2 separate regions of the Homo sapiens genome follow, and region 1 is linked to region 2. A link is a loop called in an ENCODE intact Hi-C map of the cell type or tissue named here. Cell type or tissue: MCF 10A. All regions are shown on one strand. Links, peaks and the distances in the headings refer to the core of each region. The heading gives the core; the rest is flanking DNA.

What was found. A loop is a pair of places that touch in the nucleus more often than their neighbours do. Peaks named below come from ENCODE experiments on the same cell type or tissue, not always from the same donor. Only the 100,000 strongest peaks of a DNase experiment are listed, where the experiment ranks them.
Region 1: it touches region 2 in a loop (4-fold over the local background); 1 of 110 quality-filtered maps calls a loop at or near these places.

Annotation. Positions count from the first base shown.
Region 1 is chr3:94,751,696-94,757,092 of GRCh38, forward strand. No RefSeq gene overlaps it. Among named protein-coding and RNA genes, the nearest start is that of LINC00879, 180 kb to the right of the region's middle. In MCF 10A, for the core only: no CTCF peak of the experiment used is centred there; no DNase peak of the experiment used is centred there.
Region 2 is chr3:94,691,981-94,697,377 of GRCh38, forward strand. No RefSeq gene overlaps it. Among named protein-coding and RNA genes, the nearest start is that of LINC00879, 240 kb to the right of the region's middle. In MCF 10A, for the core only: no CTCF peak of the experiment used is centred there; a DNase peak (open chromatin) is centred at 3,121.

The DNA.
Region 1 (5,397 bases), core at 244-5,243, 60 kb after region 2:
TATACGTTGTCTTAGTAAATGAATGATAAACTCATTGAAGGCAAGAAGCAGACCACAGATCTCTATATCTTCCTCAGTATTGGCACAGTACATTACCTACACTCATACCTGTGAATCTGTGAACACTCATATCTGTGAAAGTTTGTATAGATAGTTTGTATAGCTTCCTAAAACTTGTGAGATCCAGTGAAGAAAAGGGGGAGAATAGTGCATTCTGCAGAAAAGATTTAAAAAAAGGAGAAAAAGACATTCTGATAAGAATCCCAGTTTAAGATGTCAAGAACCCTCTCAGGTTCATGTCTTATTATTATTTTTTTATCCTCATACAAATACAAATTAAATAGATTTTTATAAATTACTACCTTGAAGATAGGCGGGTAGTTTAACAACACATGCAACCATCTGAGTTGTGTGACTAACATAATATGACTAATGCTTTTAAAAATAAGGAATGAATTTATGAAGAGCAAAATGGAAGTTTTATTGATCCTCTAAGGAAGAAGTCCTGCATTCTAAAAGGATTTATTAATCTTTTGACCACATCAGTTTACCTCATCTGCTTTGAAAGTAAATATGTAATAACATATATGACATTGTTATGAAAGATCCATGTTGGTTTTAAGTATATTTTTCTGTAATACATTTATCTATTCAATGAAGAAAGTAAGTCAATGAAAAAACAGACAGGTGACATGTAGAGCCTAAGTGTGTATTTTCTATCCTACTATTGCCTTAGCCTGAATGTCGTTTTACCCCTGTCTGGCTGTCTCTGCAATATGTAAAGGAATTGTGTAAAACACATCATATTTTATAGATGTGTTTTCCCATCTATAAAATAGTTTTAAGCCTAGGCAACAAAACGAGACCCCCATCTGTACAAAACATAAAATAAAAAATAGCTGGGCATGGTGGTGCGTGACTCTAGTCCCTGCTACTAGGTAGGCTGAGGCAGGACGATAGCTGGAGGCTAGGAGTTCAAGGCTGCAGTGAGCTACAATCATGCCACTGCACTCCAGCCTGGTCAACAGAGCAAGACCTCATCTCTAAAAAAAAAATGATAATAAAATAAAATGGATATAATACTAGGGCCAGATTTATAGAGTTTATGTGAGGATGAAAAAGAAGATATGTAGACATATACAACAGTGCTAAAACATGATAACTAGCAATGGTAGAAATGACTGACTAATTTTTATTCTTCATTCTGTTAGAAAATATTGACCTGACTACTTCTAACTTCTATTGGCTTGACTACTTCTTACGTTTCTATCTATGAAGCAAACACTCTACCTACTCTAATTGTAAAGATAATCTGCTTACTAGTTCTCTAACAAGACAGGAGAGTACATTGGGCCAGCTGCAAACATCTCTTGGGAGAACTTTATATTAAAAGTTTCTAATATTTTCTAAAAAAACTATAACTTTCAAGTTGAAAATAATGCTTTCAAGTAAGTGTTATTTTCAACATCGGCCTGTTCCGGTATTCAAATTTGCTCATATTTTTCTTTTTTTCTTCTTTTTTTCTCTCTCTGTTTTTTTTTCCATTTCTTTTCTTTTTCCCACCATCTGTGTGCCAAGTAGTGCTTGGCTTTATTCATTATAGGTATGAAATTTACAAGATTTTCTGTTAAAAAGAGCTTTCATTTTTAGTCTCAAATATCCACAAGGGAAAAACAGTTTTAGGAGTGGGCTTGAGGAGGAAAATGTGTATATTTATATATACATTTTTAGTAGAGATGGGGTTACGACATGTTGGCCAGGTGGGTCTCCAACTCCTGACCTCAGGTGATCCACCCGCCTTGGCCTCCCAAAGTGCTAGGATTATAGGTATGAGCCACCGCGCCCGGCCACATCTTTTTAGTTTGCAATATCAGATCAATCAACTCTAAGCCTCCATGTACATATCTGGTTGACCAATAATTCGCTGTTAGTAATTTGCTGTGGGAGACGAGCCTTCTCCACCTCTCTAATATTATACAAGAGTCTCAGTGATTTTAGATAGACCAAAACATCCAGATTCTCCCTACTTTCCAATCTAGTTAGGAAAGTGTTGCGACTGTTGGAGACTGAAGAGTAGGTTTCTCTTTCCACAGCCTTAGGGCTTTCACCAATTATCTCTAGGTCAGAGCTCTTAATATTTGGTCCATTGACTTTGCTGTGTCACACCTTCAGGCACCCTTTATACCTTAGAAAAGCATTCCTAAGAAATGGAAGCTGTTTCTAAGACCGAGGCTCTATTTTAGGTATCCAACAGGCACCCAGCATAGCCACCAGATCATCCGCCATGGTCCAGGGCAGGGTACTCTCAGAACTCCTCCACTCCAAGCACTAATTTCTGCTCTCCATTTTCCCTTCTGCCCAGCCCTAGCTTAATTCTCCTCAAAGTGAATATTTCCCTGAAGAAGGAGGAGTAAAATAAGGACCAAAAAAAAAATGTACACTAGGATAGAAAAGGCATACCTTAAAGTAAGTTGAAATTGAAATAAACTCATATTAGACCTTGGTGATAGAACTTGATGTTATTTATTACCACCATTGTCATTATACTTCAGAATCAAACCTATGGAAGTAGGTTCTTAAATTTAAGTGTCACATATTATAAAGCACATGCTTTCTGAGATCCTTGACTTTGTATTTTGAGAGGTACACTGATAAATAAAGCTGGGAGGATCCAGCACTGAAAAGATAGCACCAGTGTGAAATGTTACATATGGTGTGATTCCTACTCTATGTGATATTCTGGAAAAGGAAAACCTATAGATATGGTAAAAAAGATCAGTGGTTGCAGAGAGGGATGAATAGGTGGGACACAGGAGATTTTTAAGTCAGTGAAGCTATTCCACCTGAAACTCTAATGGAGGACACAGGATATTATGCTTTATCAGAACCCGTGGGATTGTACAACACAAAGAGTGATCCCTAATGAAACTATGGGCATCAGTTAATGGTAATTTATCAATATTGATTTACCAATAGTAACAAATGTACCACACTAATGCAGCATGTCAATCGTAGGAGAAATTGTGCAGAGAATGGTTCAAAGAAGGGGTAAATGGAAACTCTGTACTTTCCGCTCAGTTTTTCTGTCAACCTAAAACTGCTTTGAAAAATAGCCTATGAATTAATATAAAAAGTACCTCACATGACACATTTTTTGTCAAATGCATTAGATGAAAACTGCTGACATGATCTTCAAGAAATAAGTATCACAGACATACCAGAATCAAAGAGTTGTAAAGCTAAAAGATACTCAGTGGAAAATGTCTACTCTAGTCTTAATTATTTCTGAAGAGACAGATTCTGCCAGTTTCCTTACTAGCCTATTCTAGGGTTTAGTTTCTTTCTGAGTCCCACAAATTAGCCCGTATTATTCATACTTGTCTTCTGTGAAGAGTGCTTTGATCAAAGCCTCCTTAAATAATCATTCTCTACTAGAATTAATAAGTAAATCACTGATTTGATATTTTTGGCTCTGATTAAATGGCCTCAATACAAGCTACAATGAATCAATAGGCAGTGATGGACAAAAATAGTTCATCCTTAGGATGATTATCATTTAAAATGTACATTTCAATGTAGAAGTTGTCAAACTCTAGGAAGTTATAAAACTCTTATGTTATAGAACACACAGGTAAAGTTACTTTTTTATATAGACCCTTGCAGCTTTGTACCCACAATGGTTTAGTTCATTTTGTAATGCCACAGGGCAAAATTCTTAACTATCCGAGAAATAATTTTACTAAACTTGTGTTCAAAACCGAATTTAATTCACTTTTTTGATAATGTCAACATTTAGAACTATAATTTTCAAGAAATCTCTCTTTATTGGAATATTAAAATTTCAAATGCCCATTCTCAAGAAGAGTTAAAATCATAAAAGATAGTTACATGTTTAAGTTTATAGTTGCTCAAGGGAAGTTATAATAGAGAATCCACATTGCGTGTAGCTTATTTCTGAAATAAATCTGCAGATGAATTAAAATGTTAATGTTTGAACCTATTTAACTGCCAATTGTTCATGAAATGATAAATATCACTGAAGACATGATCATAAAATGCCCAACAAAATTATAACGGTCATAATTTCTGTGAGCATGTGCTGGAAAGAGCATAATAAATTGTATTACCATCATAATTATGGGAGGACAAAGAGATTATATTTTCTTTTTCTATGAAGAATAAGTACTTTGTCAGAGCACATTTCAAATACATTTTGTATTCTCTAATACTCAGCATTAAGAACTCTTTTATTATGTTATAAAAATAATTTTTAAAATTAATTTGTATTTCAATTAATTGGAAATTATAAATTCCCATTTGAAACAATTCATGCAATTGTGCTCAAGATCAGAATATATTTCATCTTCTTTCTGTCATTGTTGGGCTTCCAAGTTTGTACATCTGTCAATTTGTAGGTGTTAATTATAAACACTTTTTCCTTTTTTAAAAATCTATTTTACTAGAAGATAGCTGTTGACAGAAGGTGAAGCAATTATGACTTTTTCACCAGGCAAGTTGGAAACGAATAGCCTTACTATTCAGTCATAAATCTTCCTTTTGATATTTTTTATTCTCTGTTGACAATATTGTAATCTATCATGAGACTGATGAAAATATCTTACTTTATCATAGCTATTATTGATATGTGTGTGTTTCTGTGTATATACACACATATCATTTCTATATTAAAATTAGATAACTGCATGTTTAAATATCTAGTTATAAAATAATATATTACTATAATCTTCTGGAAAATCTTTCCTTAATTAAATAAGAGGATGCATAGAGTTTGACTGGCTGAGGCAGGCCGTGTTTTCTGGAAAGCAGATAATAAGAAGTTAGGTGTGTGAAAGGTTTATTGTTAACAACCATGGAAAGAGAGGGATGCAAGTGGAATTGGTTAGGAGGAGTTGTCAGACCTTGATGCTGACTCTATAAAGTCTCCTTGACTTTAAGCAACAGAGTAAAGATTGCTCATTAGGGAGTCCTTTGTGAGGAGAGATGGTTAGGTTCCTGTACACCACCTTGGAAAACCATTGGTCAAAAGCCACCTTGGAAAGGAAAGGAAAGGACTTTGCCTTGGAATCTAAGGTGACTCTTAATGAGTTAACAGCTAGAAGGTCAGCTGATCACACTCATCAGAAGTGGACAGATAGTCCTCTCTTGAGCGGGGATCTGAGAAGCTCTTCTCTGTGTCTGTCACAATCTACCCCTTTGGGCCATGTAGCTTCACTTCATCTTACAGGTTCTAAGACAGAAGGTCTTCAAGGCATTGATGAAGCTTCTCTTCCTGAGGGGAAACAGAAGAGAGAGATGTCAGACCTCACTGTAGCTGGTCTTGGGGCTCAACTGGTACACAACAAATTTCTTTTAACTTCTTGTATCACATCTGCTAAT
Region 2 (5,397 bases), core at 132-5,131:
ACAGACAGATTTTTTTTTTTTTTCTGAGACAGAGTCTCACTTTGTTGCTCAGGCTGGAGTACAGTGGTGAGATCTGGGGTCACTGCAAACTCTGCCTTTTGTGCTCAAGTGATTCTCCTGCCTCAACCTCCTTAGTAGCTGGGATTGCAGGTGCCAGCCACAACACCCAGTTAATTTTTGTATTTTTAGTAGAGACAGGATTTCACCATGTTGGCCAGGCTTGTCTTGAACTCCTGTCCTCAAGTGATTTGCCTGTCTATGCCTCCCAAAGTGCTGGGATTACAGGTGTGAGCCACCACACCCGGCTCCTGAAGACAGTTTTAATTAAACTTTAATGAATAGCTTTAAGCCACAAGTTCCATAACTTGAATTTTCTTTATAACCAATACATAGATATCCATACAAATTTGAAAGTTGGTAAAATTATGTCAAAAAGCAAAGTGGTAGCTTATTAAAGACATAAATGTCTTGTCTTGTTGACTGAAGAGTTTTCTATTAGATGCAGGGTGTAAATACCAATTTCCAGGGGCTTTTAAAATATATATTTAATTGAACATGTACTTATTTTATATTCTCTTTGCATTAGGTACTGTGTAAGAAACTAAAGATTACAGGAGTAAATAAGGCAAATAGTCTCATTCCTCAAGAAACTTAGAGTCCAGTGTGTAACACAATTGTTAAATAAAGTCATAAAATATGTGATCTTTCATGATTGATTTTTTCACTTAGCAGAATGTTTTCAAGTTTTACTCATGTTGTATCATGTGTCAGTTCTGTTTTTGCTTTTTATTTGCCATTTTGCTATTCCATTGTATGGATATATCATATTTTGTTACTAGGATTCTTGCTGTGGCCATTGGTAGAAGCATCCGTACTATGGAGTGTAAGACATAGAACCAAAGAACTGAGAGTTGTAGGAGAGAGAAACACAAATTCTCCCAGTAATTTCACTAGGAATGATAAAGAAATAAGGCCACTCCAACTTCCACTCTGTGGTTCTTTTTTGAAATAATTTGTATCTATGTATTTTTTTAAACTGTTATTTTAGGTTCAGGTGTATATGTGCAGCCTTGTTATATAGGTAGACTCATGCCATGGGGGTTTGTTGTACCATGTGATTCTTGAACTCATGTGTTCAACCTATTAGAAATACAGTAACATATAATGTTCATCGATTTAAGAAAGTTTAAGGAAGGTATACATTGTATCTTGTAGGATGGCTTCCTATACTCTCAGGGTCTGAGCTCCAAGGTTGCAAAAGCCTATTTCATTTTGTCGACCGGCAGCTTCTGAGCATAATATGTGAAGAGGCTAATGGATTTTACGGTTATATAACCACTGTTGAACCTCCTTTGCTGTAAATCGTATCACTCTCTTGAATGAAATATAATGTAGGAATCTATGTTGCTCAATCAAACACTCTGTAAGCCTTTGCGTGGTGATGCTGAGGCCATGTGGAAAGAATAAATGAATATGTACTCTGAATATTGGTTGATTTCTACCAAGATAATTTGCTTTTTACCCCAGGATAGATGAGATCAGTGTAATCAGTCCATCACCAAATGACTAGTTGGTCTTCGTAAGGGATGGTGCCATTGTTGGTCTATATTGTTGAAAATTTTAGTTATTTGGCAGTAGCAGTAACTCAATTGGCTTTGATGAGATAGAATTTATGCTGTTGAACCTATTTACAGGTTCCATTCCTTCTGCTATTGGCTATTGTATTAGTATTTTGGTGGGTCATGACAGTGTTTGGCTGGTATCAACTGCTTGTTAATCCGTCTACTTGGCTATTTGAGGAATCGTCAGTGGTGGATACCCTTTAAACCTGTTAATATATGATAAAAAGATCTTCATACTGTGTCTCTGAATGGACCTACTTACATCTCTCTTCCCATGAATTCCTTGTTTGAAACTTTCTAATTTTATTTTCTTTAACATCACTGACCAATCAGTAAAGACATTTGACACTTGCCATTAATTGCTGTATATGTTTGCCTCCTGCCACATTTTTAGACACAAAGTAAATGACAACATGTATCTTACAAAGCTCTAGCGTTCGGGAAGATTTTACTCACTGCTGCCTTTCAGGGGCTGTAGTGTTGGAGAAGTTTCCTGTTGTACTCGCATCTGAGCAGACTGTTCTGTGAACAAAGCCAGCCTTTTTTTATCCTACATCAGTTGGCCATAAGGGATATCCTTCTTCCTGACATGTAGCAATAAGCAGGAGCCAAAGAATAAATGCGGAAGTGATAATGGTGTGCCCTCTGGGCCATCTGCTCGTGCATCTTACTTGTGCCCCTTGACCCTGTTCTTGTCAGATCCCAGATGTTCCATTTCCATCTTATGATGGATTGCTGTTGGGCCTGCACAAGTTTATGATTTTGTGTATCTGACATAAACCAAAATTATAAAGAATTGTTCTGACTGCATAGTCACAATATGTCCCTCCTTCTATATCATGTCCCAGTAGGAATCCAAGACCTATTATTTGAGTGGCCTATTCTGTGCTGGAAAAGGCACTGTCATGCATGTCACTTATTGGGATGTACTCTCAGAAACAATATCTGTAAAAGATGAACAAAGCAAGATTGGTCAGGGAAAAGAGTTAAACTGTGATGATGTTACAACAGTAACCTCAGTTAATCTCTCAGGGAACTCTGAGGCTTAAATGGCTGTCTAGAGATACCACAAAATGAAGCAAAAGCTTTAGTCTTTGTACCTTGAATCAACCGATTGTCAGAAGCTGCCCCTAAAGAGAGCTTTACCCTTGAACAAATCATTTTGCTGTGAGACATCAGTAAACAACTCTCAGCATCTGGAGAGATGAGTTCCTGGATTCTGAGGTAGACCTGGGTGGTCCACCAAAACCTTGGCTGCATGTGTTCTTCCTAACTAGTCGTGTTTTAAAACACTGATAAGCTCAAAGATGAAGAATAAACTTTACTGTTGATATTTGATGTTTCTTTCATTTCTATTGCCTTTTAAAATTTCTGGGTATGGTGTAAGCTCTTGTAAAGGTTTCAGTTGTTCTGTCTTTGAAATTCTCAAACTTTCCCCACAACTATTAAGGAACTGTTGCCAAGAGAAACCAGCGAGAATGTTTCGAAAGCAGGATAAGGAAGAAAAATAATCCCAGCAAGAGTGTGATTCAGACAAACTTCCACAGAGTGTGATTCAGGTAGTTCCTCCTGATCCTGGGGGATGACTTTGGGTAAATTATGCTACAGATGATGGAACTAGACTTTTGAAGTTTCACATCCTGCAGTCATTGGTCAACTGGAGCATAAACTTCCAGGCTTCTTGCTTTTCACTATAAGGATAAGCAGATCCAGCAAACTTTGTACCATACACTAAAGAAAATCAATGATGTGGGCCAGAAAAGGCAATGGCACACACAAAAAGGAGAGGGACACAGTGTAAGAGTCAAAAAAAAAAAAAAAAAAAAAAAAAAGAGAAAAAGATAGAAAGGAATCTGGACTGAAGACAACAATGTCAGCTACAGGGAGTGATGTTGGAGTATACACTAAAAATACATTTTTTGTGTGTAACCAAAGCTACCTGTATTTCCTTTCTCTTTTCACTTTCTAGCATTTGGGATTATTAAAACACTCAATTATTCCCACTTTTTAATATTGATCAGGGCGATTGCCTGTCTTCTCCTTTTGCTTAGAATGCTTCACTTTTACTTTTTTCCAAGATGATGCAGAAAATTAGCGTTATTTTGCTATTGATTCAACTTATTGATTTTGGAAATTGGAGAACACATGTGAGATATTTTTGGTGTTAAAATGTCAAGTAAAGGTCTGAACTATTTGGAAACATTTCAGTTTTCATGTTCAATAGATAAGATGCCAAGAACTCACAATAGAAGATGAGGGTTTTGAGAACAGTCACCTCTAATTAGGAGAGAATATCGTATTTGTAGGCTGATTTCTTCCATATCTCTTGCTAATATTTTTTTCTGCTTGACTTAGCATGTCTCTTATTATAGTATTTGGAGGATAATGGAAATTGGATTAAGGCAGCAAAATGCTGAAATGGGAGAAAAGAGTGTGTGTGTGTGTGTGTGTGTGTGTGTGTGTGTGTGACTTTTATGTGTTTTAGTAAAAAAGTAGTTCTTTAAACTGTGTGAGAGATTCCATAGCCTTGTTCCCATTAAGTAGCAAACACCAGGGCTTATACAAAATGTTCTATAATGTTTCAGATCAAGCTAAAGCTATCTTCTCTTTCTTATCTTAGAATTCCAAATGTTCATGAAGCCACAAAAAATACGATGGAGTCCTAATGCTTTTATCAGGATAACAAAAGTACAGTTTTCTTTTTAAAGCCTTTTACAAACCAGAAAGCACATTTATGGTCATTTCTCAAATCATTTTTCACTTTCTGTCTTTAGCACACAGTTGTCATTTAACAAATCAATTAATAAGCTACATAAAAAAATACATTTATGAGCTGAATATATACATATTCATTTCGTGTATGAGTATGTTGCAGTTTTTAATAAATATTTTCTGAAGAGCATATCTTAACATACAGCTTTTTCAATTAAAGTCTTCAATAGATTTTAATTGCTTTCAGAAAAAAAATGATGACCTTCCATGATATAAGCAGGCATTTCCCCACCTAGGCTTTGCCTGTCTCTACAACTTCTTTTTACACTTTTTCGTATGTGATCCAACCATCAGCTAAACCGAGAAACTTTTCACAAGTATTTTGATGATCATACTCTCTTCTATGTGTATTTTTTATATGACTTTTTTTTTTCTAAATTTTCACTTTTTTACAGTGTATTACTCTAGTGACTCCTGTGCTTTCAGAACTTACGCCAATATTTTTCCAAAGCTTTCTCTAACTGTTTTCTTTCCAGGAGGAGTTAGGATTTCTCTTCCATTCTTCTCTGTGTAATGTCAACATTGCACATACTCCGCTGTATTACATGTGTTGATTTACTTGTTTCTCTCTCATATTATAATTTATCAGAAGTTACTTACCAAGTATTTACCATATCTCAGTCCAAGTATTAAAGATACAATGATGAATAAAGTAATCCCTATTCTCTAGTAGCCCCCAAAGAAAAAAACAATTTATACGGTGATATAAGTATTAAAAAGGAGATATGCAAAAGAACCATGATAACACAGATGACTAATAACTTGGGAGAAAATAGTAGTTTGGGAAGATGATAAAGGAAGGAGGAATAAACTGAATCTGGGCTTTGAGTAATGAATAGAACTTTTCTAGACTGAGTTCAGAGTGGGGGTGGAAATAATATTCCACACAAGATCAGAATAATCAAAGGAAAGTAAGTATAAAATTTTATAGTGTTTCTAGATTAAATAATAACTTGCATGCATAATGAAGTTAAAGCTATGTGCAGTGAATAAGGTTTCTTTT